Linked DNA regions of Homo sapiens: region 1 is linked to region 2. Evidence: read pairs that join two places in POLR2A ChIA-PET (ENCODE). Cell type or tissue: Panc1. All regions are shown on one strand. Each heading gives the region's core, and the rest is flanking DNA. Links, peaks and the distances in the headings are about the cores only. Region 1 overlaps DPYD (dihydropyrimidine dehydrogenase). Region 2 overlaps DPYD (dihydropyrimidine dehydrogenase).

The links. Peaks named below come from ENCODE experiments on the same cell type or tissue, not always from the same donor. Only the 100,000 strongest peaks of a DNase experiment are listed, where the experiment ranks them.
Region 1: POLR2A ChIA-PET joins it to region 2 with 19 read pairs; 2 of 35 experiments call an interaction of 5 or more read pairs at or near these places.

The regions. Positions count from the first base shown.
Region 1 is chr1:97,228,990-97,245,105 of GRCh38, reverse strand. DPYD (dihydropyrimidine dehydrogenase) reads left to right here. Exons shown (of 23, transcript NM_000110.4): 19 at 10,112-10,254. The region is part of intron 1 of DPYD-AS1 (DPYD antisense RNA 1); the gene reads right to left. Among named protein-coding and RNA genes, the nearest start is that of DPYD-AS1, 140 kb to the right of the region's middle. In Panc1, for the core only: no CTCF peak of the experiment used is centred there; a DNase peak (open chromatin) is centred at 8,875.
Region 2 is chr1:97,137,278-97,153,393 of GRCh38, reverse strand. The region is part of intron 20 of DPYD (dihydropyrimidine dehydrogenase); the gene reads left to right. All of the region lies in intron 1 of DPYD-AS1 (DPYD antisense RNA 1), which reads right to left. Among named protein-coding and RNA genes, the nearest start is that of DPYD-AS1, 49 kb to the right of the region's middle. RefSeq lists enhancers at 7,209-8,459, 14,995-15,124. In Panc1, for the core only: no CTCF peak of the experiment used is centred there; a DNase peak (open chromatin) is centred at 8,703.

The sequences.
Region 1 (16,116 bases), core at 4,395-12,394, 91 kb before region 2:
GAGCAACTGGTACTTAATAGGTTCTCAAGTTATTTCAGTCTAACCATAAAAATAATATTGCCACTGGCTTTGAATTCTAATTTTATTTTTTCATATGAAGTGGACACCAGCTTAAAAATTATAAAGGCTTCAAATAGTTTTACCACTCGCAACCAAGACACACTGTATAATCCCACATCAATGGATCTTAGTAGTATAAGGAACTGAATAGCAAGGAAGAAACTGAGTTAGAACTCTGGTCTATTTTAAATGATAAATACTAGCTGCGATGTAAAACCATTTGTGCGTTTCCTCAATAACTCTACTTTGAAAGTGCACACCATTTTTAAAGTAAAAGTACATTTAAGGTTGATAGTAAGAAAAATTTACTACTTGTTCCTGCATCAAGGTTTTAGAGCAAATAATACAATGAAGGTATTATACATATTCGTAGATATATATGATTATAGTTCACACCAGCCTATCACATAAATCAACTTGTAAAACTCTCCTTTCTTGTTTCCAAAGAGAGTACATATGATACGGCATCTACCATGGAAACTAAACCAACTTGGAAATAGCAATAATGTCCTTAATTCAGTAATTCTTTTTCTTTTAGCTGTGTTTTTCCTCTGGGTAAACCTCTCTGCGCACTGGATTTCTTTCTAAATCTGAATGTCCTCTCTGGCCATATTGAAGAATGTGCTCACTGTACTGTTTCATTAAACTGCTGTGTTGTCGGGTAATTGTTTAAACATAATGCCATAGCACTATCAAAAGGAAAGGTGAACTAATGGCATTTGCAAATGTCAGGGATTATCTTAACACTTTTATTATAGTTTATAAAAAGTAGGTTCAGGGCATTTCATGGCAATTATTTCTACAGAAATTGGTTATTTAAATAAATTGCTAATTATCTGAAGATGACAGTATTGAAAATGCTACTAATGAGTTGTTTAATAAGTGTAGCTTGTGGTGGCCACCTACAGGTTGAAAATAGAAAGAACATACATATAGACTAATTATGCCTAGTAAATGCCATATATTTTTCTCTCTAGTGACAAATTTAAAGACATTTAGCTCTTCATGCCATCTTTTGAGTCTTGGACAGTATAGTGAGTTTCTAAGCTCCTCATAAATTTGGTTTTGGTTCTAAAACAAATTTCACTTTGCTTCTGTAATTGTCTTTGTCCTATTATTCTTGGACATAATTATCTTTAGTTATAGCTAGTATGATTTTATAATTTATCATCTGAACTGGGATACTTTTAGACCAAAGGAAGATAGCTATTGTTACATTATGTAATTACAAATAAATACAGGTATAATAAACTGGGACTCTCTTGGGCAAACTGGGCTATATGGTTACTCTAGTTATACAATTACTAGCTATTCTACTTCTAATTTAATTTTTATCCAACAATTAATATAATGTCTATTTTTCTATAATGTTGATTTTTATGGTTTTATCATACCTGGATAATATATCTTTATTAATTATAACAATTATTATTATTAACTCTTCTTTCTAAAGCTTAATTTATATCCAGACACTTAAAATCAGGAAGCAGCATAGCATTGTGGTTAAGAGCATGGTGTTGGGAGTCAGGTAGGCCTGGATTCAAATACTGGACCCATACTTTCTAACAGAGTGATCTTGAGGATGTGGCATTTATCCCTGCTGAATCTCAGTTTACACATCTATAAAAATAGAGACAGAAATATCTATTTCATAGTAATGTGACCAGCACAATGTATGCAAAAATAAATAGGAAACTATCTGTCAATTAGAAAGCACTCAAAAGAGGAGCATTTATATTTAACATATTTAATCTTAAAAGTTAACTCATACTTGCTTCTTTTCTAAGTTAATCACTGGTATCTGTTGGAAAACTATAGAGCATATAAAATTGCTCTTAAACTACCAAGAATAAGTTATAGTATCCCCAGATTTTGAATTGGAAGAGAAAAACTAATCCAATATTTCCTGTAGTACAGAGAAGTCTTTCTGTTGCATCTTGCTGTCAAGTAGCCATCAAGATTCAAGGAATAGGGAAGTTCCATTGTAGCTGCTTTCATTGCTGAATTTACAATAAATTAATTATAAAAATAAGAATAATAAAACCAATCGTGTATGCTGAATTGTTCGTTCCAATTTGCTACATAGGATAAGCCCTTTTTTTCATGATTATCCTTCAAATATTTGATGACCATTTATAGGATTTCTTTTAATCACTATATAGATATATATGATATGTGTGTGAGAAAGACAGATCAAGAGAGATCATCCTATTCACTCTGTTGTGTTTGTAGATCTTTTATCTAAAATATTGGACACAGAACCAAACATGTTCTTTGTAATGTACAGAGGATAGAATCACTGTATGTATCACTCATATATAAAAATGTCACATCATATATACTGATGATGCTTATTCTCGTAAGGTGAATTTTAGGAACATTATAAAAATAGATATTTTTACTACAGAAGTAAATTATAACACCATTTTATCAAAAAGAATCCAACAATAAAAAGTATATATATATAAACTTGAAAGGTCTTCAATCCCTTTACTGCAGGACTCACCCCCTTTCCCAGAGATGATACCTGTGAACAGTATGAAATTCAACATTATATGCATTTACATGCACACATACTAAATGTAATCACATACTTTTTTGCCAACAATGGGAGCATACCATATATATTGCTCTGCTACTTGTGATTAACTCTTAACATTATAAATTAGAGCTATTTGCGTGTCAATTTTAAAGGTTTTCTGGAATATCATATCTTGGTGAACTATAATTTATTTAATAGAGTAACTACTCATGATCCTTTAGATTGTTTTCTACGGTTTTTCTATAGAAAGTAATACTTCCAGGAACATTGTTGTATATGTAACTTTGTGTCTAAGCACTAATGGAACAGATTCTTCAAAAAAGACTTAGAAGATATATATATATATATATATATATATATATATATATATATATATATACACACGCACACACACGTTGCAAATTACACTTAAAAATCTAATAAAGATTTATTCACACAGATACACACATTTACTACCATAGACTCAAGCTATGAATATTCATAATTTTGAAGCCAATGAAATAATATATGGGTTACAAAAGGAACCCCAAATGTTATATCTAGGAATGAATATTAACAACCCTTAAAAATTAAGTGTTTATCCTTATATGTGTTATAGCTGAATGTTTATTTTTCTGATCAATTTTCTCTGGCTTTGACACTAATATTAGCTTATACACATTATAAGCTAGGCACTGTGCCAAGTCTTTCCCATGAGTTGTATCATCTAATACATCCAAACTCCCTGGAATATTATTAGTATTAATGTCCTTGTTTTTTAATTAGGGAAAACCAATGTTTTAGGAAGTTGAGGAGCTTGCTCAAAGCTACAATTGTATAAAGCAAATGGTTTGAGACTTACACCTAATTGGTTGGACTTCCTCTGTGTTCTCATAGCATCAGTCTGTACTGATACTAGTTTTCTTAGGCAAAAATAATCCAGAGATGGTTCTTTTGGTAATTGCTGCATTGTCACTTCTCAATAATAACTGAAAATGGGAACTTTCATGTCGCAGAGACTTTATTTTTAATGTATTACATCCTTTTTAAACTACGTGACACTGGATAAGTTATTTATTCAGCTTGAGCTTCTCTTCCTTTATGTACAAAATAGAGAGGACAGCACCTAGCTTCAGAGTTACAAGGGTTAAAGTACACAGTGTACATGAAGCCCCTGCCTCAGTGTCTGCACGTGGAAATCACTCTATGAATGAGTGATCCTACTCATTCCAGTAACAGTAGCTGACACTTTCAGAAAGGAGAATGGCCCTCTTTGGTGAATGTTATTAATTCTCTTGGTAAAAATAAATGCCTGACACATGCTAGGTACTGAGTTATTTAATATGAATCCACTAGGAACATATTGAATGCATTATGAAGCAGAAAAACATAGCTATGAAGATAGGAAGACTTGGAGAAAACATAAAAAATTCAACTAAAATTAAAACATTTTCAGAAGAAATTTTTAGCTTTTCTGAAAAAACTAAAATAACATCAAATAATCAACTTTATTTTTTCCATTTCTTCTCTTTAAATTACACATCTCTACATATAACCCTAGATCCTTTTAGTACTTCAGTTTCTGATTGAATTATGCAAATATTCTCAGAGGACCCTAATCCATGTGTAAAGATGTTATTTTTAAATAGGTGTGTCCCATGTATTTATTAGTATATTAACTTCATTAACATTGTACACTTAATTTTAGTAAAGCATAAATTTGTTGGTGGTTCATTTATATGTAGGTTATAAAAATCAATCTCTCACCTCCTAAATCCTTGAAATTCTTGATTTACTAATTTTTTTTCTTCTGGATGGTGTTAAAACTGTTAACAATTAGACAGTCAAGGTTCAATTTCTAATGAATTTGTTATCCACTTAATTCATTATATTTTAATTAATGTAAGCAAATTAAAACTACATTTTCTTTTTGCATACACAGTGAGCACGAATGAGTATTATAACCCAATTTCTGTTTTATTGCCAGCTAGAGCTATTATCAGGGAGTTTATTGTGGACTTAGTTCTAACAATTAATTGTGTAACAGTCGCTGTCCTAGAGGAGTCAAATGATTAGGGGGAGAAAGACAAACAGAATTAAACTCAATTATTCAAAATTCCAGTTATTTAGCATATGTTCCACACTCTCTTGCTCATTAAAAATTCCTTTTTTCTTCAAGGATTTAGTCATGCGAAGTACATCTCTGCCTCCTTTTCACCAATAAACTTGAGTTCAGATATTGTAATTAAAATCCATGGACATTTTGCTTCTCAAAAAAAAAAAATCTTAAATATATTGATGTCAGCCTTTTGAGGCTTTTTTTCCTTTGGGGTCAAAGTAATCTTCATCAACATTATGACACTGCTAAATGACAGCTGTTAGGAAAAGAGAAAAAGGAGGGGACATGTATGGTCCTCTTAAGGTTTCAGAGGATAAAGTTCTGTCATCATAGGCATCATGCTTTTGTCTCCAATTTAAAAATTGGTTTTAATTGCATCACTAAACACACAAGAACATAGAAGGCAATGTCAAAGTAAACTACATAAATGCTCACTCTGAAATCAATTGTCCTTGAGGGCAGTACAAATTATAACAGCAAACACTTCTACAATTTTTATTATGTCCTCGCCTTTTATATATATTATGTAATTTATTCTTCAAAACAGCTCTATGAAGACGTTATTACAATTTTTATTATTTTATAGATGACAAAATTGAGATTCGGTGGGATTTAAAAATTTTCACAAAGTCACACAGCTTATAAATGGAACTAAGATTTGAACCTCAACAGTTGGCCCAGTTGTCTCTCTGATGTTGGTAACTAGTTCATCCTCAAATTGCCTTCTTGATAGAATTCATATTAATAGTATTTATAAAATGTATAATGTTCTAACAAATGTGAATTGTTTCTAATGGAATACTGGTAGAGAATGAATAACTGGATTCAAATTATTAACTTGAAATAACCTACTACAATGATAAGACCTGGTGTTTTGTGAGTCAAGCGTAGATATATAGTTAGGACACAAACTGATGAACCAGGAAAAAAAAAGCCATAGGTGCTTAAAAAATATTTTGTGGATAGACAGATGAATGGATAAATGAAGACTGAGTAAGGAACCTGATTGTCATAATACATTAATACACATATATCAATATATAATATTATAGCCAATGATAGCATTTCTGAAATTGTATTTAAAATGATATCTGACAAATGAGAGTTCATTTTCTTAAGAAAAATACTTTTCATCAAAATCAGATTGATTAACTTAATTCAAAATCTCTGGCTTACTAAAATGTTTTTCTGAAACATGAATCAATTCAAGAATGTTCTGTGTAGTTTATCTAAGACAATCTATGAATTCAACACACTGATTTGTATTTTAAATTATGACTACATGGAGGGCCTAGAATGATTATTGACCAAAAGTTACAGTTCAGTCTAGTCCACCACAAGAGCCACATAATGCAAAGCAAAGTTCTTGGTAGCAATGTTGCAACTCATAAGTCCAGTTCATTTTTCGTTTGTTTGTTCGAACCTGCAGCTTGTTTCAAAACGTGGGAACTCAGAATGGCTTGATTTTTATTGGAGGATTCCACACAGTTGAAGCAGAATGGCTTGATGTAACTGAATTCCCCATTAGGTTCATCTGGCCACCCCATGTAGATGAGGGCTTAATTTAAATTGCATGTTACCTGTTAGTTCAATTAAGTGTATAGGATTTCAATTTCTTGATTTAAACCTTGTTGTTTCCTTAAAGATAGAGCCCGCATACACATTCTTTGAACTTCTCACACTGGCTTCTTCCTCCCTAGTCTTTGGTCTAAAATCATTAATCACTGTAGCAGTGACAAAATTTTAAAAGACCTTTATCTCGATAATTGTAATTCAGGAAGTCTTTATGATTTTAATTGGCATATGTACAATTTTGTATGGCATTGATATATGTATTTTCTTTAAACCAACAGTTTTATTTTTATCTTGAACCTATTATTACTTCATTTCTGTCATTTTAAAACTAAAAATAAATTCTACATAGCAATTTAGAAAGATCTTTTTATATACCTTCATTTTCCTTCTAGAAACCGTTCTTAGTGGATGAAGTCATTCTTAAGAACTATTCCCCATAAAAATGCTGAGAACAGGTAGATTATATTTTGTATTAAATCAGTTGAGTTATAAAAAATCAAACTGGGTTTATAATGGAAATAAAAACTGAATTTACTGTAGTCCAGCAACAGAGAGATCATTTCTTCATTTTTTGGATCTCATTTCCTCAGAGAACATAGTTACTCTTAACTTGAAAAAATACTCTTATTTTTTGAAAAGATTTTCTGTTCATTAGGTACATTATAAAAGCGTTAGAAAGGAAGAAAAGCATAAATTGGAAAATGTCTTATTGACCTAATTGAACATCTTCAAATGCCAATAAGAATTTGCTGATTTTTTTAACACCTGTGTAATAATGTTGCCCTTTAAGTGTCACTGGTTAATTTTTCAAAGCTGTGTTGCCTTTTTATGTCCATTAATATCAATAGAATATGTGGCCAAATCCCTGTATACCACTTTGAAATTTTACCCCTTACTGTTAATGATAGTCTTCTAACAGTGGAGGTAGAAATAAATTATTTATCTACTTAGCTCAAATTTACTCTCTTGGGTCAACTAAATAAGGGAGGAAAAAAACCAATATTTCTTTATTACTTCAAAGTAGTGTGTATGTAAAGAAGCCATTGGGTTGGTATGTATTGGCTATGCCAGTTATATTATGCAGAGATAGCTGTGTGTCTATCAAAAAGTTTGTTACAGCTTTCCTTAAAAAATGCTTTCCTTTAACTTTTGTTATGTAGATTTCTTTTAGTATAACTGAAGATATGTGTATATATATGTGTGTTTTTGTATTCTCACTATAAATTCTGTCCACTATTAGCCTTTTTATGGTTAAAACATAAAAACTGTGAGGAATCACTGATAAATAATATAGAAGTAGAATCTTAATGTCCGGTTTCTAATTTGCCCAACTTAATACTTTGTATCCAAAATGTCTATTATGAATTTTGAAGTGTCAGCATTGAATATTCCTAACTAAGGAATGCTATAGTAATATGTAGAGGAAGATGTTTGAGGTGTGGGAGCCACAAGTAGACATTTCCACAAACATTTTTGTGTTGAGTACAAAAGCAGTAGTCATGCAAACGTTCAATTTTATCTGAAACAGATATGAACAGGATAAAAAGAAAGCCACCGATTTTTTTTTTTTTTTTTTTTTTTTTTTTTTTGAGACAGAATCTTGCTCTTGTTGCCCAGGCTGGAGGGCAATGGCGCAATCTCGGCTCACTGCAGCCTCCACCTCCTGGGTTCCAGCAATTCTCCTGCCTCAGCCTCCTGGGTAGCTGGGATTACAGGCGCCCGCCACCAAGTCCAGATAATTTTTGTATTTGTTTGTAGACACGGGGTTTTACCATGTTGGCCAGGCTGGTCTCAAACTGTTGGCCAGGCTGGTCTCAAACTTCTGACCTCAGGTGATCCCTCTGCCTCGGCCTCCCAAAGTGCTAGGATTATAGGCGTGAGCCACCACTCCCAGCCTCTGTTTTAGACTTTATTTTTTAGAGCAGTTTAGATTCACAGCAAAATTGAGAGGAAGATACAGAGATACTCAATATATCCACTGCTCCAACACATGCATGACCTCCCTCATTATCAACATTCCCCACTAGAGTGATACATTTGTTGTAATCCATGAACGTGCATTGACACCTATAGCCTAACCACCCAAAGTCCGAACTTTACAATAGGTTTCACACTTGGTGTTGGGCATTCTATGAGTGTAACAGATACATTCTCTAAGTGTGTTTTGTGTGTGTGTGTGTAAATGTATAACAACATGCATCCACCATTATAGTATATATAGTATTTTCACTGTCCTAAAAATCCTCTTTGCTCTGCCTATTTATCCCTCCCGTTCGCTCCTTACTACCACTGATATTTTCACTGTCTCCACAGTTTTTCCTTTTCCAGAATGTCATATAGTTGGAATCATATGCTATCTAGCCTTTTCAAATTGAAAGCCCTTTAACTTTTTGTTTCTTTTCTTATTTAATTATTTTATTTTATTTTTTAATTTAATTTAATTTTAAGTTCTGGCCATTTTTTAAAGGAAGGCTGTGTGTGCTACCTCAGAGTAAGCACTCCAGTAAATACATATTGATATTGCTGGTGACTAGTGGTGGTGGAGGTGATGACAAAGAACTCACCACGTGAGGCTGAACCAGTTATTTGTTTATGTTGTTTGTGAAGCCCTGGTTTAAGGCAGTGTCAAATTCTTGCATAAGTTGAACTGCCTTTAGTTCAGAAAATGCTTAAAGGACCCCTGACTTATAAGGGAACACCAGGAATATCAAATTATATTCCTTTATTATGAAAGCATTAATGTACTCTGGGATGTTTAACATTTGAGAATTCAAAGTAGCTTTAGTACAATATACTCATTTTTAAAATAGCCCCAAAGTATTCTTTCTATCCATACAATTTTTATTACTATTAGGGAATAATATACTGGTAATGTCTGGCTAATTAAATATTAAAAAATTAAATTCATACACTCTAATTACTGGATTCTAGTAAATTCTCTTTAACTTGATTAAAACTTTCTAATATGTGAAAAATTGGATTAGACTCCCTATTTTTTTTCAAATTGTGGGAAGTACATATAAAAAGCAACATGGAATCTGTAAGTTCATCAGCACCTTGCCTTTTTTTACAGAGTCTATGTTCGCAACATCTGCTTTGTACTCTAAAGAAACATAACATAGCTGTATGTCTACTGATGTACTATATGGGATTGTTTTTCTTTTCAAAATCTGCTGTTCCTTGTTTTTTGTTTGTTTGTTTGTTTTTGAGACAGAGTCTCACTCTGTCACCCAGGCTGGAGTGCAATGGTGTGATCTCGGCTCACTGCAACCTCCGCCTCGTGGATTCAAGCAGTTTTCCTGCCTCAGCCTCCCAAGTAGCTGGGATTACAGGAGCCTGCCACCACGCCTGGTTAATGTTTATTTTTGTATTTTTAGTAGCCATGGGATTTCACCATGTTGGCCAGGCTAGTCTCAAACTCCTGACCTCAGGTGATCCACCCACCTCGGCCTCCCAAAGTGCTAGGATTACAGGCGTGAGCCACTGATGCTCAAATATTCTATGCAATCTTTTACACATTACTGTATATCCAATTGTAATATGCATGTAATATGTGTGCACAGAGAATTCTGTGTTTGCTATACCTACTTGTATAACATGTCTAAATTCAATATTGGTATCAAAGTCCTTAAAATAAATAAACATCCATTAACAAATTAACATGCTTTAAAACATAACATTTATACACTACATATGTATATACATCTTAAACAGAGATAAAGTAATTTGAAATTTGTCCAGTGACGCTGTCATCACATCATAGTAATAGAAGTAATATAAGACAGTATACTCAAGTGGTCAGTGTGCTAACCATTGATTATTCTGATTTTGTGTAGGGACAGCAATCAGACCTATTGCTTTGAGAGCTGTGACCTCCATTGCTCGTGCTCTGCCTGGATTTCCCATTTTGGCTACTGGTGGAATTGACTCTGCTGAAAGTGGTCTTCAGTTTCTCCATAGTGGTGCTTCCGTCCTCCAGGTAGTCATTGTGTTTGTCTGTCCCTTTTAAAAATCTCCATCTCACAAATGCAATGTAAGTTATGTGACAAAAAAAAAATAGATTCGTTTTTGGGCCTCTTGAAAAGGAGGCCATTTGGGATCAAAATGGCAGCATGTATTAAGTTCCTCTGACAAGTTATGAAGAGACCTGAGGTTTATTTCCTGTCCTGTTGAGGGCTTACGAACCCACTGTCTTTTCTTAATACATTTATTCACCCATGTGATCCTGAAATAAATAAGATCAGGTACCAAAATGAGTACTGTCCTCCTGGAAAAACAATACATGAGGAAATCTGAGTAAAAGTAAAATCTCAATTGAAAAACAAAATGAAATCAAGGGTATGAAAATCTATGTCATTACCAAATTTGATCCTGAGATTCCTGGCAGCCAAAGAAATAAATTATTAGCTTTATAACTTTTAAAATATTAAAATAAATTGATTGTTCAGCTTCTTGTGGTACAAAGCTGAGGGAACTTCTTTCTTCCCTTGTCCTCTTAAAGGGATGCTGTGAGATGTAGTGAATTGTACTCTTAATAATACCCCTAAAATAATAAAAATTAGAACATTAAAAAGTATTCATATACTTTTTAAAAATAATGTTGCTCAACATGGGCTTAGTACTGTCAGCACATTTTAGCATAAGAATTTCTCATTCAGGTTTTGTAGTCTGAATTGACCTAGGGACCAAGCTTTTTATATGACTAGACTGTGAACTGTGAACTCTCTGGTAATACTCCATTAATAATGACTTCTCACTACTTAGCATTGATGGTAATTGGAAAGCAGAAAGTTTGGCATCACATATTCTCTGGCAAAAGGGTAGAGTGTAAATAGTTCATGTTGCTAACTTGACAATCAGAATTAACATTGTTCTATGAAATACCTACAATCTATGGTGGAAATAATATGTATTAGAAAGCTAATGGAGGCAGACTTCTGCTTCCAAGAAGATGGAATAGATTTACTTTTCTCTGTGCCTCCCACTGTATACAGCTAAAAACCCTTATATGTAAAACTGATGATATAAGAAGACTGAAAGGTGAAGAGAAGGCAGATTGGCTAGGGATCTCAAGACCCGAGAAACAACACAGTGGTGAGTTTCCTGCGATTTTTTTCCTCACATATCTCATCTCACACTTGGAGCCAAAGAAGCTCAACAGCCCAGAAACAACAATAGGCACAGATGAAAAGCCTGCTCTCTCTAGCCAAAGAACCAGGAAAGGGGCAGTCTAGCAAGAGAGAGAACTTTTAGACATAACTTCCCTGCTCCACCCAACACCACGGATAAATATTCCATCCCTACACCCATCCATGCAAGCAAAGGACAAGTAGGGATCTTAGACGTCCACCCTCACCAAGCAGTCTCACATCCCCACTGGGCAAAAATGAGCCCTCACCCCCATCCCATATCAGAAGCCTGGACTTCTACCCTCACCTGAGAGTAATGAGGTGTCCGTCCTCCCCCCTTCTGCAGTAGTAGTAGAGGAGGTCTAGTGCAGAGTCAGGACCTTCATCATCACCGTGTGGTAATAAGGCCACTCTCCTTTCCTCCTTCTTATGGTGTCAGTGAAGGCCAAGTAGGGAGCAGCAACAAGGCGTGCCTGCATCTCTTAGCCAGGGATGTGTCAGTGCAGGCTTACTGGAGAGCCAGAATTCTCACCTCCTCCCAGCAGTAACCAGGAGCCATGCCCCTCGGGTGTCCAAGAAAGCCAAGTAAGATACCTGGGCTTCTATCTGGCATTAAGGAGGTGGCATTCTCCACTTCCCCTGCCAGACTGACACCAAGGAAAGCTAGCAGAAACAAAGTTTAAATAAAATCAAGAGTCTCTTAATATTATACCAAAATTGTCAAGATTTCAATTAAAAATTACTCATGATACCAAGACCCAGGAAAACCTCAGGCTGGATCATAAAAAAGAATTGATAGATGCCCACATTAACATGACAGAGATACTATAATTATCTGTCAGATATTTTAAGCCTCCATTATAAAATTGCATTAACAAGCAACTACAAGTATGATTGAAACAAATGAAACAACAGAAAGTCTCATCAAAGAAATAGAAGATATAAAGATGAAAATTTTGGACTTAAAAATGCAATCACTTAAATATAAAACTCAGCTGATGTGCTCAATAGTAAAATAAGAGAACAGAAGAAAAAATCAGTGAACTAGAAGATAGAGCAATAGAAATTGGCAATAGAAATTGGCCAATATGAAAAACAGAGAGAAAAAAAGACTGAAGAAAAGAATGAAAACAGCCCTCAGGGAACTGTGGGACTATAACAAAAGATGTAACACTAATGTCCTCAGAGTCCCAGAGGAGAGGTGAAAAAGGCAGGAATGGAAAAAAAATAATGGCTAAAAATATTCCAATTTTTGCAAAAGACATAAACCTGTAGATTCAAGAGGTCAAGGTAGACTTCCAAAGAGGGCAGCTTCAAAGAAATCCATACCAAAATCCATCATATTCAAATTTCTGAAAACTGAAGAAAAAGATAAAACCTCGATAACAGCAAGAGGAAGATGACACCTTACTTATTGGGGACAAACAATTCTAATAACAGGGGATTTCTCATCACAAGCCATGGAGTCTGGAAGAAAGTGGGACATTTTTCAAATGCTAAAACAAGAACTGTCAGCTCAAAATCCTGTATCCTTCAGAAATGAGCCAGAAATCAAGACATTCTCGGCTGAAGAAAAACTAAGAGAATGTATTGCCAGGAATCCTTAACCAAAAGAATGGCTAAAGAAAGCTTTTTCAGAAGAAAGAAAATGATAAAAGAAGGCACCTTAGGATATCAAGAAGAAAGGAAGAATATGGAGCAGTGTCTTCAAAAAGAATCTGGAAGATAACAGTATCCAGGCTTGAGTATCACCTGAATTTATTTTCATCCACATGTAGAAATACCTGAGCTGAAGGATACAATGGAGTTATGAGTGGGTTTCAGAAGAGACTCTTGCTCATTGTCAGATGTGACCATGGGCAAGTCACACATGGAAGTAAAGATTATTGACTGTCTACCATGTGCTGGTAGTAATTGCTGCTACATATAGTATTTCCACAACCTACTTGAGAGTGAAATTTTTAAATATTTTTTTTTATTGACATCAACTAAGGCTTGGAGGATAAAAGTGATTGATATGGCTTGGCTCTGTGTGAGATTACAATTCAAATCTCACCTTGAATTGTAATAATCCCCATATGTTGTGGGAGGGACCTGGTGGGAGGTAGTTAAATCATGGGGGCAGGTCTTTCCTGTGCTTTCCTGACAGTGAGTAAGTCTCACTAGATCTGGTGGTTTTATAAAGGGGAGTTCCCCTGCACATGCTCTCTTGCCTGCCGCCATGTAAGACGAGACTTTGCTCACCATTTGCCTTCCACATGATTGTGAGGCTTCCCCAGCCATGTGGAACTGTGAGTCAATTAGACCTCTTTCCTTTATAAATTACCCAGTCTTAGGTGTGTCTTTAATAGCAGTCACATGACTAGCAATGGAGCCAGAATTCCCATCTAGAGTTTCACAGCCACAAAGCAAATACTCTTCCAACTGGGCATATTGCCTGTCTTCCATCACAGGACCTGTAAGACGGGAATATTAGTAATACGCAAGTCTTCCATGCCCACTCAAAGCTTACATGTTCAGGCTATAGCTTACCTCTTAGAGTCAAGTTTCTATGAAGAGAAGAAAAGTGAAATCATAGAAAACTAAACGAGAGTTATGTGTCCTGGGTGTAGATGTGTGCTCAGGGTGCAGATCCTAGTATGTAAATATACATAGAGTACTATGTGTCCTCATAGAAATGAATGGTGAAATAATTATTCAAATGTCAGTTTCTACTTAGGCTCCTCTTAGATGGAAAATCAGAAACTCACTGACTATGCACATGAAGCCTATTGTATTCTGGACATGAAAGGACCCTGGAACTGGAACTGCAAGAACCAGTGGGACAGTCCTGGGGCAAGACCTTTGCCATCTCTCTTTTGTGAGCCATGTGATTTCTTCTTCAGAAGAAACTAAATTTCTGTCCACTCTTGTTCTCTCCATGGCTTACTCTTGCCTCCTCTGAACTTCTATCACATGGCTGTCATGACCCTTAGACCCACGCCACATTGCAGCCTTTTAGCTCTCATTTCTCCATGAAATGTCCCAATAGCTTACTGTCTATTGGCTTGGATTTCTTTTTTTAAACTTTTATTTTAAGTTCAGGGTACGTGTGCAGGTTTGCTACATAGGTAAACTTTTTTCATGTGGTTTGTTATAGAGATTATTTTATCACCCAAGTATTAAGCCTAGTACTCATTATTTTTCTTGATCCTCTCCCTCCTCCCATCCTTCACCCTCTCATAGGCCCCAGTGTGTGTCATTCCCCTCTATGTGTTCATGTGTTCTCATAATTTAGTTTCCACTTCTAAGTGAGAACATGCAGTATTTGGTTGTCCGTTCCTGTATTACCTTGCTAAGGATAATGGCCTCCAGCTCCCTCCAGGTCCCTGCAAATGACATGATCTCATTCCTTTTTATGGCTGAATAGTATTCCATGGTGTACATGTACCACATTTTCTTTATCCAGTCTATCATTGATGGGAATTTAGGTTGATTCCATGTCTTTGCTATTGTGAATAGTGCTGCAGTGAACATACATATGCATGTGTCTTTATAATGGGATGATTTATATTCCTTTGTGTACAGCTCAGACTGCTAAGAGAGGAAATCTGTTTGCCTAAATTTATCTTTTTATGCCAGGCCCCATCATAAGCTATTGGTTACCCCATGTATTGACTGCTTGGTGTGTAACAGAAATATAGTAAATTTTGGTTGAATGAGTTTGTTAAATGAATGTGCTTGGTTATGGGTTTTTTGTTTTGTTTTGTTTTTACCAGAATTGTGAAGAGGGGATACAAGGATTCACATGGTATAAAAGAAATCATTATCTCTTTAGCTCTAGCTGGGAATAGCCCAGAGACTTTCTGGCTATTAAAATATTGGTTCCCAAATGATTTTGTTAAAAATGTAAAGTTTCACACATAGGTTTTTACTTCAGAAATGAAGAGGAAATCAAGACAATTTCAGCTAAAAAATACCTAGGAGAATTTATTGCCCAGAGAGCTGGCAATCTAATCTGTAGAAATTTAAAGATTATTTTTCAGCTCTGCCATTAGCTTGAGTCAGATTTTTAACTCAGCCAGAACATGTTTTTTTAACCAATATTAGCTAAAGTATGAATTAAAATCAGTATATATATATATATATATATATATATATATATATATATATATACTTAGGATGGTCATAAGGTGGGAAATATTTGAATTTATAATTTTAGTTTGGTAGTTCAGTGGAGGGTAGAGAATATATATTTCCATCTTTCTTCCATTCTAACTGAATTTCACTTCATTCCACTCCCTAATCTTGGGTTAACCTAACCTTTCGTTCAGTATAGTTTTAAGCTGTTGAATATTATTAGAGAAATTAATGTAACTCTGCAATTGGGCTTACTCCAAATACATAGTGTTTAATGTCTGCTGGGGCTTGGGTACTAGTCAGTATTTCTTTTTATTCGTCTTTTTTTTTTTTTACTTCCCATCAAATTCTTTTTTTTTTTTCTTTTTTTTTTTTTTTTGAGAAGGAGTCTCGCACTGTTGCCCAGGCTGGAGTGCAGTGACGCAATCTCAGCTCACAGCAAGCTCCGCCTCCCGGGTTCACACCATTCTCCTGCCTCAGCCTCCCAAGTAGCTGGGACCACAGGTGCCCGCCACCATGCCCGGCTAATTTTTTTGTGTGTGTATTTTTAGTAGAGACAGGGTTTCACTATGTTAGCCAGGATGGTCTCAATC
Region 2 (16,116 bases), core at 3,909-11,908:
TAATACTGTCCTCGCCATGTTCTCCTGGGGCTATAGAGCCAGACCTAAAGTTGCACGTCATGCCAGGTCATCATATTGCTCATGAACAAGATCATGTGGAAGGGAGTGTGGATGCAGCTGTTATTCTCTTTTTCCCCATCTGAACCTAAATCCTGTTCCTTTGGATAGCAATTCAGCTCATTAGGTTCTAGACTAGTTTCAGTATAGTAGTAATGGAAAAAAGTATGATGTTATCAGCTATACTCATATTAAGCTACAGAGAATACTGCAGTTTTGCCTTGACCAAAGAATGCCTCTACTAGATGAAAATCAGAACTTAAAGTACAAGTAAATAAATAGGTGATTACAAAAGACTCTTACATTTTAGAAGGCTTCTCCATAGAGCCCCTTTTAAAAAAATGAACTCCTCTAGTGTTTTTAAGTGTTTTACAGACCATTAACTACATGGCAGAGGGGCAATGAGAAGGGATTTCTAAATTTAATGAACTAGGACACACTCAAATTGAGGACAGATAAAAATAAGACAAGTTATATTTAAAATTCTACTTTATCAGTGGGAAAACGCAACCATGAAAACCATCTAAACATAAACTTGAAAAGTATTCAGTTCTCAGGTATGCTATACCTGAGAGAGTGACAACTTGATGAAAACATTGATGATGATAATATTGTATAAATATGATAATTATATATATCAATATATTAGTCTACAGAATATATACAGCAATATCTACATGTGTGCCTTGCATATATATGTTATATACAATAGATATAAGTACTATATATGGTATATTTTAAAAATTATTAAATATGGGTATCTGTGTATTTTTACGTGACATTAATATTATAATTTAATAGATATATTTATAGATATTAACTATATCTGCATGTATTTGTGTATATATTCAATGTGTTTATGTAAGTGTGTGTGTGTGTGTGTGTGTGTGTGTGTGTATGTGATTCAGCCATCACCTAACAAAGTGGAGGCATCATTCAAACTTCGCACCTTTGCATTTTACACCTAGATTTAATACTGACATTGACTGCAAATCTCACTCCACAGAATACAAAATAACCCAATTGTCCATTCATTCCCAGCTCTTGAACTCTTAAATCTCGTTTAGATATGGTTTAAACCAGGAAATAAATTAGCCACATCCGTAGAAACTTTGGCTATAATTGCCTAGTGTATTTTTCCACTAGTAGTGTTTGAAATGCTTCCTATGAAGTAAATGCTTTACAAAGGTAGCAGAAGGAGATTCCTGAAAATAGTAGTGTAAATGGCCTTGACTGCATTTTGATAGGAAACTTCAAGCCATGTTGATTAATACATTATCCATAAAATTAAACCAGCCTAGAAAAGGTTAATTTTTAAATAACTGTAATGTTAATGTAATACTTATTTTTGATGAGGACAGGCTGAAGAGAGCTTAATAAAATATACTAGACAAATTCAGATAATATACTACTTCAAAACTGTTCCATGAATAACTTTCCATTTTTAAATTCTTCTATGGAATAGTAGAGTATGACCATTAGTATGTTTTTAATTTAAAATGCATTTTGGAACATATTAACAGTAAAATTGAAAGAACAGGGATTTGAAGATTTGGATTCTGTCTGTATTAATAGCTGATTGCATAGTACCAGATAATCTTTCTTTTTCTCTTCTTTTCTTTCATTTTTTAATTTTTTTATTTTTTTATTTTTTTATTTTTGAGACAGACTTTCACTCTTGTAGCCCAGGCTGGAGTGCAATGGCACAATCTCGGCTCACTGCAAATTCCGCCTCCCAGGTTCAATCGATTGTCCTGCCTCAGCCTGCCGAGTAGCTGGGATTACAGGCGCCCACCACCATGCCTGGCTAATTTTTGTATTTTTAGTAGAGACGGGGATTTCACCATGTTGACCAGGTTGGTCTCGAACTCCTGACCTCAGGTGATCTGCCTGCCTCGGCCTCCCAAAGTGCTGGGATTACAGGCATGAGCCACTGCACCCAGCCCCACTGCACCCAGCCCCAGATAATCTTTCTGATTCTTGATTTTCTCATCTAGAGACTGGAGATAATTCAGTCTTCCCAGTTGACTTCACAGCACTGTTGTAAAGAATCAAAAGAGCTCATATATATGTACGATTATATCTGTATAATCTCTATATATGTTCTCAAATACAGTAAGGTATATGTAAATATATGTAAAGTATTTTAATGTTTCTACAGTTTTAATGTTTTAAAAGGAACACATTTCATAGAAGAATGTTACGAGAAGGTAATGATTTCTCATTTTGAACATAAGATAGCTGGATTTGATATCAGTATTAATTTTTATTGGGTATTGACTTAGCTTTGCTTATCTTATAACAAGAGGCCATAATCCAAGCATAGTTTATTCCATTGACTTTATTACTTTATCAAAGCTAGTAATTACACTTCTGGTGTTTCCAGACCAACAACAAAAACAATTGAACATAATGCAATGAATATTGCAATGAAAAACATTTGTCATTATAATGTACTAGAATTCCAGGAAGATGCAATATATTCTATTTGTGTGTAGTTTCTTATAAACAGCCTTAGTTCTATTTGAAGCTAAAGAAGAACAGGATGGTTAGTTTCAATATGTTAACAGCTCCTTCTCTTTAAGTAAAATAGAAAATGGAAAAGAGAAGGACCTAGAAAGAAGCATGTCTCACTCCATCCAGAAGTCATGAAAGCAGATGATGCAGTGATGTACCTAGCTCTGAGGTCCTCTTTTGTATAAGAGAAATAAATATTCATATATACAGTATATCTGAGAAGAGGGCTTCTTCAGAGGAGAACCCAGAGAGAGCCCAGTGCCCACAAGAAAATGCCTGGGTGAGCTTATTATAGTTCTGGTTGCCCAAGCAAATTATATTTTACCTACGTGAAAATAATAGTAATAGTGAGAAAAATGTTCTTGAACATTTGAATGGTGCTTTCATTCATTCATTTATTCATCCATCCAGCAAATGTTTATTAAGCACCTACTGTGAAGTAGGCAATGTGCTAAACATTGTCATACTGTAGCGAAGAAGAGAGACTGGTCCTTGTTCTCTTGGAGATTACAAGCTAATCATGGACAGAAACTATTTTAGTTTTTTTTTTTTAAGATACAGTGTGTACTAAACATTTGCAGGAGGAAAAGGCATGCTTAGAAGAAAAATAGAGAATGTGGAGCTACTTTAATTTGGGTATCAGGGAAGCGTTCTGTGAGAAAGAGATATTTGGAATGATATGTGAAGGATGAGGAGCCAGGGAACAGCGTTCCACTGGTGAGAGTAGCATTTGTGAAGGTGTGCAAAAACCTGAAGGACGGCCTTTGTGGCACAAGTTAGAGAAAAAAAGAGGAAGTAACGCCACATGGTATTAGAAAGGTTGACAATGGCCACATTATGTGGAGGCTCGTTGACCATGACAAAGAATTTGGATTTTATTAAATGTGCAAAGGGAAACTGCCAAATGGTTTTACACAGAAATGGTGAAAATATACAAATACATCGTAATGTTACTATGTGAAAATATATAGGAAATGTGATGCAATGAAGTTACAGACATCATTATGAGGTGGTTAGCAGAATTGGCTTTGTGGGTATGCAATCTGTGCCATAGCACAAAGCTTCCCTCTCAGAAGGTCCTGCTCTTGGATTAATGCTCTGACAACTCCATCTTGAAATTCATAATAATTTTTAAACTGGGAGGCTTGGATTTTTACTTTTCATTGGGTCCCCAAATTATGTAGCTAATACTGTCTACTATAGAAATCGAGTTGCAAGATGATGTTATAAACTAGGATAATGACACTGGAGAAAGACAAAAGTTATCAGCTGGACGCGGTGAGTCAGGCTTGTAATCCTAGCACTTTGGGAGGCTGAGATGGGCAGATCACCTGAGGTCAGGAGTTTGAGGCCAGCCTGGCCAACATGGTGAAACCCTGTCTCTACTAAAAATACAAAAATTAGCTGGGCGTGGCAGTGCATGCCTGTAATCCCAGCTACTTGGGATGTTGAGGCAGGAGAATCCACTTGAACCCAGGAGGCAGAGTTTGCAGTGAGCCAAGATCATGCCACTGCACTCCAGCGTGGGTGACAGAGCGAGACTCTGTTACAAAAAAATAAAAAAAGTTATCTCTATTTCACAAGTGAAACACAGCTATAATTCTGTATCAGATTGCCAGTAATATGGGCTTTCAATTTGGTCCAAGTAGAGCATTTTAATTGTTTACTCAATCCTAACTTATGATAATCAACACATATTACATCCATTTAGTAAATACTAGTTTTCAAAAGATTGCTAATTTTTGTCATCTTCTGTTAGTGCATCTGCATGTTATGTATGTACAATAGAGATTAATTCCAAAGGGCGTGAAACATTTACCTTTACCTTTCCATTTCATTAATATCTATCAAGCCCAAAGCGTACAAAAGACTCTGTTGTAAACTTAGAGTGATGCAGGTATTTTCTATTAAGAGCTTATAACTGAGTTGAAAGTTAAGATCTAAATAGCTATAATACAAGAAAGGATATACTTGTAAAGGAGATACAAACAATGAACTGTAAGATTTTTCGTTTCTTTAGAAGAATCATTAGAAGTTTTATCAAGTGTTTCTGCTTATTTAATCACAGGAGTTCAAAGATGTTTGTCGTGACACCAGAATGTGGGATGACATTATTATGACATTTCATTTTAATTAAAACTAGATATTGCCAGGGATTCCATAGTAGGTATCTCCCAATATGTAGTAATCCATAAGATTGTCATGGTATGTATGAAAATCCCATTTAGAAGATAAATATTATTGAGGTCTTTAAAGAAAAAAACTTCAAAATGCCTCTCCTTATTTCCTGCAGAATGAAATAGATCTATAATTAAAATAATTCTTAGTATTCATCATCAGAGTTGAAAAATAAAATCAGACTTTTGATTCCTAGATGGAAATCTATTAAGAGATAAATGAAAATATTGTGGTTGCTGCACAAGACATCTGTCTTCAGTTTAAGCTGCACAAACTGCAAGCAAATGTGGATGTTTTCTCTATAGTATGGAACTTTCATCAGGGAAAAGCCTAGTTTGATGATGAAATTTCAAAGCAGATATCCCAAAAGAACACACACACCCCCCCCACACACACACACACACCCTACACATACACCAAACAGAAGAACACATGGGCAATGGAGGGATATACCAGTGCCCCAGAGACAGAGACCTCTGGCACTAAAGAGCTGTTCTTGTCATGCATGACAGCTTAAGGCTCCAGACATTTCATCCCAGGACATTTGTTACAGTTGCAGGCTTCCATAATTCAGGCTGTGGGCAGAGTTTCTAGCTTATATCTCCCGAGACCTACTCAGGGATCTGGTTTGCCTTGCACTTATCTCCCTTCTCAAACCTGTGCCTCTACAATAAAGTAGTCATGTATCTATCCAAAGTGCACACACTTTGTAACTTAGGGTAAAAGAAAATGCTTACCAACTTAGGCTATACCAAGTTGTATAAACCAATATTGCACTCACCCTCTTGATTCTACCCATTCTCAAAGTACAGTAAAAGAGAGCTATTACTCGCTCCACAATCACTGAGCCTGACATGATGCACAGAAGAGTTTAACATGAAAATAAGATGGACTGATGGGCTAAGGACGTAGAGGACATTGAGAAGATTTTATACAACTTGAGAAATATGTGTAAGTCTTACAGTTGGGATATTTAGGAAAAGGAAGGAGCATTTTGGATAGTCTTATCTTTATCTCAAATATCAATATCCTGGTTTAGGCTTTTAGGACCACTCTTCTGCGCTATAACTGTAGACTTTCTTCTCCCAGCTTCTCCTTCTCCAGACCCTTTACATATCACTGCCAGTTTATTTTTTCCAAAGCTTATTTTCTGATTCAGAGCATTCAGTGATACTTCTTGACCAACAAATGTAAGGGATTCTTTCATCTGGCATTCAAGGCTGTTTGTGATCTCCCTGCAACCTATTTTGCCAGTTTTTTGTTTGTTTGTTCGTTTGTTTGTTTGTTTGTTTTTTGAGACAGAGTCTCACTCTGTCACCAGGCTGGAGTCAGTGGCGCGATCTCAGCTCACTGCAATCTCTGCCTCCTGAGTTCAGGCGATTCTTCTCCTGCCTCAGCCTCCTGAGTAGCTGGGACTACGAGCATGCCCCCATGCCCAGCTAATTTTTGTAGTTTCAGAAGAGACAGCGTTTCACCATGTTGGCCAGGATGGTCTCCATCTCTTGACCTCATGGTCCACTGGCCTCGGCCTCCCAAAGTGCTGGGATTACAGGCGTGAGCCACTGCACCTGGCCTATTTTGTCAGTCTTACTTTTGTTACTTCCTTCCATGTAAATTATCTTTCAGTAAAGTGGTTTTCAAACATGCTCTCCTCCTTCCTATAACAGCCTCAATACATTGGCTCATGGCATGCAGTTCTTCTGACTCTTTATTTTCCTTGCCATTGAAATTCTACTAATTCTCACCTACCCCAGGAAGCTTTGTTTATTTTTCCCACTGGATATATTTATCTCCTCTAAACTAAGAAAGCATCTATTTTATACATATATTCATATTTACCATCCAAATCCACATTTATTTGAGTAATTGTACTTGGTTTTACCCATCTTTCTACTGCAGCCCCAATTATAAATACCATATGGACCATACTTTTATATGTCTCTGTCTCACATCATGCCTCCTGATCACACACACAAAAAAGGTTCCGTAAGGTTTAAAAAATGGCTAGAAAAGAATGGAAGAGTATTCTCCGTATTCTTAGATTTAACAATCATTTTATTTCCATCCAGACCTTATGGAAAGTCCATTGGCTGAAAACAGAACAGACAAACAAACAAACAAATAACCCTGAATGTTTCATAGAGACTGCCCAGAATAACAGGATGTATTGTATGGCCTTTGGACATGGTGTGCTTCCTTTACATTTGCCAATTCAAGAGCTTATGGTTGGGATGATCATATAGGCCAGTTTGTCTCTGACAGTCTTGCTTTTTGTGCCTGTAATTATCGATAATATCTTCCCTTCACTCTCAAAAGAGTTCTGGTTTAGATGAGAAAGTATATGGTCACTCTCCCTAAGGACCATTTTTATGGGCAAGTGAAAATACTCTCTCTACTTGTCAACATTGTATTAGTTTTCTTATACAAACTATTAATATTATAGAACTGGGATAGATTAGCATCTCACCCATTTCTTCCCAAAGCTTTAGGTTCATCTAAAAAGCAAATAAATCAACAGACAGACAAAAAAGCAAAAATAAACAAACAGAAAAACAAACAACAAAACAAGTCCCAAAGGCTAAGCCATTTGAAGTAGAAAAGGATAAAACATAAGGCTTAGGATCATTGGGAGAGATATTTTTTTCTCCTCCTTTTTCCCTTTTCTCTCCCAGGAATTCTTCAGTAGACTCAATTGAAGCCTTGAGTTTGAGGTTTTGTATTCTCAGATGGTAAGCACACCTATTAAAAAAGCAATGTATTCATGTTAACTCCCTGGCACCAGCAGGGCCTGTGTATTCACTGCTAGCAGTGGACACCATGCCAGGAGAACCTGACTCCTGGTGCAAAAGGATTAGGAAAAAAAAAAAAGTCAAACAATGCCAAAAAAAAAAAAAAAAACCCACACAATTCTTTTCTGTACTCTGTGGTTTGTTTTACTTAGGAAAACGGCCTGGTTATACCCTGCAGCACGCATTCATTACAGTGATCTTTGACTGGCAGATGCAGAGTAATAGGATGCATATTTTAGTGCTTATTATAATACCCTGTCCAAAAACAACTTGACAAATTTGTGATTTCGACAATATCTCATTTTGCTGGCTGCAGTGCTCTGTGATTGTCTGGCCCACGTGGCTTCCAGATTATGCATACCACCAATACTTCTCATTAAAATGGCCACAGTTCACCAGTTTCGGTAGCTTGGAACGAACTTGGAATGAATTATTATACAACAAAGAGGCTGCTGTCATGCAGAACAAAAGACAAGCAAAAGAGAGCTTTGGCTTAATGAGGCTAAGTGAGTGTCTCCCCTGCATCACAGCTACTTGACGGCCTTTGAGCATGGATTTTTTTTCTCCACAGGCCAAAACCTTTGGTCTATTATTTTGTGTTTATGCACCTTGAGGCTAATATACATTTTAATATGCTGCACATGGAGAAAAAAAATCAACCATTAGATTAGAACATGTGCACTCCCTGTTAAATTAATGACAACCGAACATAGAGATAAATTTAGGTTTTCATATTTAATTATAGCACACTGCAGTACGTTTAGCAAGGATAAATTGCACTATTATTATGCTTCATTTTTTTTGACATCTTCTCCTATTAGTAGTGCACACTTGCCCCAGCACCACCACCACCATCACCCTGTGGCCATGCTAACATCTCTGCATATCTTCCTTTTCTCCACATCACACAATCTCAGCCACCACGTTGAAAGGTATACTGTTTTATTTGCAAGATTTAGTGAGAGAACTGATGCCATTTTGGCAGTTCTGTGTGCATAAGAAAGTGATTTGTAAGAAAAAAATAAATCAGCTAAGAATAATTGTTATCACTCTTCCTTGCTGCATCAGATTATAGTGATGGGATCAAGTTCACTGCTTTTCTGATCAACCAAAAGCACAAAGCACAGCATGTGACTCTGAATAGTTGGTGTTTCATTATGACTCAGATGACCTGTGTATAAAGAAGGAGTCATAACAATCCCAAGAAAAATTCCAACAACCCTGTCACTTTTTGAAGCTTTTCTCTGTTGATTTTAATCTATTTATTGTAGAAATGGGAACACTTCAAGTAGTGAAAGTTACAGGGTAATAAAGATGGTCTTTGGGGAAAAAATTTAGCAAAGTTGATAGTAGAGATTATGAATATTGCTGTTCATTCTTTCCAGACCACCAAAGCAGGAACAGATTGTTAATATAACTGAAATGTCAAAATGAACTTTTCGTGTAGAATGACCAGAGAACTTGTAGTTCTTTCCATTTGGGGACTGTAATTTTACCTTCCATTAATTGAGTATATTTGTTTCATGTTACATCTGAGCTTATAGTTTAGCTTGCTTCATACACCAATTAATAGAGTTCCAGATGGTTGCCCAGAATGTAAGAGATTCTTCTTCTATCTTTGCGTAAAGCTGAAAGAAAGGCATTTGCCTATGTCTCTGCATTAAGGAAGCGTACCCATTTGTTGTCTTTTTGCTTTAAAAAGTCACTTGAATCAGCAAATGTCTTAAAATCAGAGAATACTTTTTCAGGATCTGAGCATTGAAATCCAGTTCTGGGGTTTTCCTGAGACTTATCCTTTATTTGATATTTGTTTCATGGTGATGCATAGCAGGGTTTGATGACCAGAGAATCATGGCAAGAATAATAATTTCCTTGTTCGGAAGGTCTGTAACTGGGGATAAAGAGTCAGAAGAGTCAGTTACCATTGGCTGGTGAACAACTCTTCTTGATGACACATAAAAGCAGCCGTTACAAATGTATTAAGAATAATTCTCTTTGCCCAAATTCTGGTCAAATGAAATTTGAAAGATGAGATATAAGAAATGGCCTTACGAAGATGGGCTGTAAAATCCATTTTCAAAATGCTTTTTTGTTTAAAGTTGACTCACCTCAGACACTAAAAGTGTGAGGTAATAAATAGCTAAGTAGCCTGGCAATATGGCAATTTCTTGTGACTCAGAGCTATTTTTTATAGTGTTTGCCAAACTTAAATTCTAAGAAACTCCTGTGTGAAAAGAGGTGAGGATTATATTTACTATTTTATAGAGGTTGACACTGAGTCTGTAGGTAGAAGGGTCTATCTAATTGGTACAGTCACTGGGTAATACTAAATTTCCTTACTCAGGAATCTAGATTCACTTATCTTGGAGGCTCTTTCCACCTGTGGACAAGTGGTTTCGATATCTCAATCAGCATTAGATAGTGGTTATCAAGTCATTTTTGTGGGTTAATTCACTTAGAAGTTCAAATAATTTGCTCTGAGTGGTCAGATGTTCTCAGTCCTAAATACTCTTGCCATTGAACATTTCAGTGTGCCTAAAGCAGATGTCAAGATGCCCTACAGGATTCCAATATAGCCATTCTAGCAAGAAGGAATTCCAAAACACACCTTGTTCCAAACATCCCTGGTAGAATGAAAGTGACTTATTTTCAAAATAATCATAATAATATTAAAAATAGTATATTATGGCCCTTAGAAATGCTCATGTTATTAAGTTAAAAAAACAAGAAACCTTGCTATATCTAAATATAATTCCTGTTTTTGTTATTTAAAAAAAGCATGCATTTGTGGACAGGAAAAAAAAGCTATGATAATACCCATATATTACCAGACATTTCTGAAAGCAGAAATTCTTGGTAATTTTTCTTTCTTTTTCTTTTCTATATTTCCTCAGTTTTCTTTAAGGAACATGTATTTTATACTGAGAAAAACTAAAAATGAAAGCAATAGCTTTTGAAAGTTTTCTATAAGTCTCTAAAGAATTATTGATCAAATATTTCATCAAAATATTTCATCAAATTTCATCAGAAAATCTTAGAAGAACCAAATTTAAAAGAATCAAGACTATTCAAGTGCCAAGCAGGAAAGTCAGGAAGGGCATAAAGAGCTGGCATTATTTAGCTTACAGAATAAATTAAATTAGTTTAGCCAACAAAGAATGGCTGAGGAGGAATTGCTATTTTTCTGTAAAAAAAAATAACAGATTATTATGTAAAGTTTTATAAAGAGAGTAACAGTGTTTTAAGTCTACTACTGATGAAGGAAAGTGAAACAAGTATGAAGAATGAAATCTGACGGAGATATGCTTTCCAAAGAATGAGCTGTTTGAAAGAGACTGACAACATCTCTGGAATCTTTTGTTTCTTTTTTCTTGTTTTTCTTTTCATTTCTCTTCTTTGGTCCTTGAGAAAAAGAGAGATTCGCATGTATTTATAATTCTATATGTGTAGTAGAACCATATGAAGGAAACTAGTTTCTTTTTCTTTTCTAATGTTACATGAAGTTTTCTATAAAATATATTTGTCAGAATTTTCAAGTTGGCTTTTCACATTTAAAAGCAGAAATGCTTGCCAAAGTCTAACTGAAGATAGATTTACTTATCCCTAATGTACAATATGATTATTTGCACCATAAAAGGCCCAATACTCTTTGAGTGCAAGTTGACTTGAAGAACTATCTAGATTGATTCTGTTAATTTATTTTAATTTTTACTAGGGTTTACATTTCTATTCTCTCTGCATTCTATGGGGATAAAGCTCAAAGTATAAACCTTGAGTGCTTCCAAATCTAATTAGTACATCCTACTCCAAACAGCCTAACAAAGAGTCAATCAAAGGAGTTCTTTGACCTGCTACTTGATTTGAGAGTTCCTAAGCAGTTTTCGTGTGTGGTTCTAGAATACCCAGAATGCTGATTTTGGTAGGAGGCTGTGGATATGTACTGCGGCTACTTGGCAAAGGAGTCAGTAACTCCTCCCCTGACCCCGGAGGGTTCTGTAATGCCTCAAATGGAATCCAGTTAACACGACACAGAGGCCTCTGGGCATCTATTGCCATCCATTCATTCAGCTAAGATGACTGAAATTCCTACCATGTGTCAGCCACTGTTCTAGACACTTGGGATTTATCCATTTAAAAAAGGAACCTACCCTTGTAGAACTTATATTTAAGTAAAAGAGATAAAAATGAACAAACAGTAAAGATAATAAATGATAGTATATTCGGTGATAAGGGCTATGTAAACAGGAAGGGTGGAGAAGGCAAGGGAGCTCAAAAGTATGGAAGTCAGGAGACAGGTTGCATTTTAAAGGTTAGACAGCAGTGAGTATGGACCTTTTAGAGAAAGTCTCATATGAGCAAAATGTGAAGGAAATGAGAAATAAGCCTCGTGGATGTCTGTGAGAAGAGATTTCCAGGCAGAAGGAATAGCGAGTAAAAAAGCCTTAAGGATCAGCCAAGAGTAGGGTGTCTGGAGTAGAGTAGATAGGGGGAGTAATAAGAGACAAAGTCAGGGAGGTAAGTAAGGTAGAGTAGAGGAATAGTGGCCATGCTCATGCTCTAACTTAGTTCCCTTCTAATTCAAGAACCTGTTAGTCACCTTCTATGCACCTCGTGCCTCGCTTGGTCTTCCCAGCTTCCCAGTTCGGTCTGGCATACACTTATTAAGCTTCCATTATATGCCAGGGACTGTGTTAGAAAATGCAAGCACAATCCTACATGAAGCGAGATCACTATACATCTTCAGTACTTCCCATTCCATTTTGGATCACTATGACAAGGTTTGCAGATGTGATATGTACTCAGAAGTGAACTTTCCCTACCTCCTCATGTTTACAGATCTATTAGACGTATGATCCACTCAGCTCACACTTACATTTGGCTTCATGTCATCACACAAAAATTAATTACTTGATTATTGGGAAAAAACAGTATTATAGTGTACCAAATGAGCTGCACTTTCAAAACAAGCCAGAAACATCTTTATTCTCTTAAAACCCACTAAGCTCCTCTTCTTGGCTATGGATAAAATCCCAGAGTTTTTCTGATCACTTCCAGACATTAGAACACCCTCAGATAATAAAGAGTCCAGCCAGGAAACTTGTGGCTCTCCTCTTATTTAAACAATCTCTGCTTTAACCTGCACTAGGCCCTATAGCATCAGTAGAGAAAAGGCCGGATGCTTAGGTCGTCTGTGATTATCTTCTGCCTCCCTCTCCCATCCTTCTTCTCCACTTCTCCATGTCACCTGTGATTCCTCCATTGTGCTGGGAAAGGATGAAGCATATGAGGCTAAAAGATGATTGTGTAGTGCTCTTATGGCATGGTTGTGATATTGATGCAATCAGGGCAGGTGCCAACTCTTTTTCTTAAAGGATACCTCTGTGGGATCTTCAGAGCCTCCCATTCTGTCTCCCTGGTGATACCTTCTGCTCTGCCCATTATGATTTCCTATGCTTCGGCATTTCACCCCTGAAGTCTCTTTCTACTGGGATTACCTCTCCTTGGCAGGGCTTTCAATGTAGTTATATTGCAGCAGCTTTCCAGAGTGTCCCCAAAAAAAACTCCTGTCTCTGTCATCATAAGCAAACACCTCTACTGGCCCTACTATCAGGGAACCCTCACAACCAACCTCTGACATACAGGCCTTTCTCAGCAGTAGTCAGACACCAGCCTCCTTACTTTAACCCTCCACAGCTACCCACCCAAGCACCCAGGGGCATGTCCATGTTCAGGTTGCTAAGACTGGTATCACTACAGTCAGCAAGTGTCCCATAAAGGCAGATTTTTTCCAAGTAGCAAATAGGTAGCCCAGAGTAAAAAAAAAAAAAAATGTCAGTTGCCTCTTTGGGCAAGTACCCCACTCTTGATTGTATTTAGAGTGTCTTCTGTCACTTGGCTTGAGGTAGCGGAAACAGAACATTCTACAGGAGAGAGCAGAGAAAATTACAGCACTTTTTCTGGGCTATCAATACATAATCTTTTCTCCAGTGTCTTCTCTGCCTCTCCTTAGAGCTATGGGTGACAGGGAAAGATCCCAGACCTACAGAGTAAATTTGAATCACATCTCACCAAGTCCTGCCTGATCCACCTTTAGAAAGAAGGAGATTTGCCAACATTCCTTTCATAGTTGGGGCCTCATCTAAGACTGAGAAACATCTTATGACATCCTATTACAATAATGCTGCCTTTGCCTTTAATCTGTTGTTCGTAAACATAAAAAATCTTTTCAGTCTAGAAATATCTGGTAGTGTGGTAATGACGTTTAAAACCAAGGATGTAATGATACTTCAGTTGGTTAAACTCAAGTTTTGTAAAGACAGGTCCAAGATTTTTTAAATCCATGAATAGAACCCAGTCTTGGGGTTTAATACTGTTTCATTTTCTTTTGCATATCTAAACTTATGAGTGTTATTAGGTTTTTCATAATGTTTTGATTTTTCTTTAAAAGATTCATCTTGTGAAGCCATTTTCAGAATACATAAATTTTTTTTTATTTTTATAACTTGTTTCTCAGAAGAACAAAAAACACTTTGCAGTTTTCTAAAAATCCCACTGGCGTGATCCAATTATAATTAGAGAAATCCAGCTACAGCATCAGAAATGAGATGGAAGGAATCTGAGGCACCATGACTGACTTGTTCATCACCGATGAACCGAATCTGGCATCGATCAGAATAGGATCAACAGAATTGTAGAATTCTTAATTTGGAGCTATTATAGGAAATTAATTTACATTTTGGATAAGATTTACTAATCCAAAAACTTAAAAAAGAAATATCCAATTCTGGCAGACTTCTTTTTCGAAAGGACCAAACTCAATGACAAAATTTTAGAATTCCTGAAAAGAGTTAACTGGAATTACCTTGGTGTTTTATTTGATAGGTAATATTTACTACCCACAAGCCTTTGTTATGAGGGTGGAATACATCTACCCAAGTCAGTCATGTGACTGGAATCAGTGAAAGCTCGTCACTGGTGCTGCACAGTAACTCATAAGCAGACAGAAAGCCAGAGGAGAGCTCTTCCTTCTCCAAATCCCTGGAAAATGCATTGCCTTAATTAGCAAACACTATCTTGAGTGACTCCTCTAGAGACTCCCAATTAACTAAGCTTCTAGACTAACATGAATTCTTCTCTCTTATTAGTTCATATTTATGTTTTTTAAATCAACAAAATTTCCCAACACTTTGTCACCCTAGAACCCAACCTTTATGAACATTTTTTGCGAGAAAAATGCAAAAGAATGAAACTAATGCAGTTTATTAAGCAAATAATCTTAAAAGCAGCCCACAACACAACTGCTCACCAGCTCGCAAGCTCACCGGATTATATTTCCTGCTGTTTTCAGTTACTTCTATTTATACTTCTAACCGGATGAACTCACCATGCCCCCTACTGCTTAAGAGCAATACTACCACAGTGTAGCACAACACAGCACATCCTAGTATTCTCCAGAGATTTCCTTCTGGCCATATGGTAGCTTTCAGAATGCTTGTTGAACAACATTGTTTGTCTCCCCTTGGTCACCAATGCCAGGATAAATCTGTGGAGTCATGCTGGCAGAAGAAATGGCCTCCAATCAGCAACAACAAACAAGTTCTTTATTACTGACCCCACCATCTGTCCCTGTTTCCACATGCCATTCTCATATAGAAACAGGTTTCCGCCAGGCCAGGTTCAGTGTGCATCCAGCATCTACCATTAGGTCAGCTTGAATATCCAGATTACAACTGTGCTTATCCTCTTACCTAGCTAACATCCTTTATCCAGAATGGAAAGTGGTTGGTGGACACTGAAAAAAGCCTGTGAAAGCCGTACTGCTGATAAGAGATATGTTTGCTAACGTCTTGGATTAGGGATGTGTACTTAGTGGAGATATCAGCCTCGGTGTGACAAAAGCAAGATGTAAGTATTACTTCCTTTATGTTAAGGTGTGCACCCACCAAGACCACTCTGCTTATAAACAGTGAATATGGAAGGAGTGTTCCCTGGTACTTTAATTATCAGCCCATTTTTACAATTGTGTAGCCAGAGATGTTCCCAAGATGAAGTTGTTTCCTAAAGGCTCATTTCAGAGAGGTAGATCATCCTACATGCTTTGCCATTGTAGTTTCAATATAAATACTTTAGGCCTGCTTGCAGCGCATCTTGAGTGCTCAAAATATCACATTTAGTGACAAGGATAAAAAAGACAGTGCTCTCAAACCAGCAATATTAAAGTAAGTGTGCCAAGAGCACATTATGAAAAAACTGATGGAGATACAGAGCCGACAGAATGTCTGCAGAGAAGCGCAATGAGAGAAATTGTCTTTCCCTGTTAATACCATTATGAGAAAGCTCATGGAAAGTTATTTTATTAAGTGTTTGTGTTATTAAAACCTATTCCCCTGTCTGAAATTTAATGCTACACAATGTACTAAATAGTCAGGTTTCAAGAGAGATGATAAACCTGGAAGAATTACATTACTACCCAAAGTATTGGTCATTGTACAGGGATTTAAAATTTAACAACCACATTAAACACCAAGCCAAATCAATAGTAATATTTTCAGTCTCTCCGAGGCAGATGACTGAA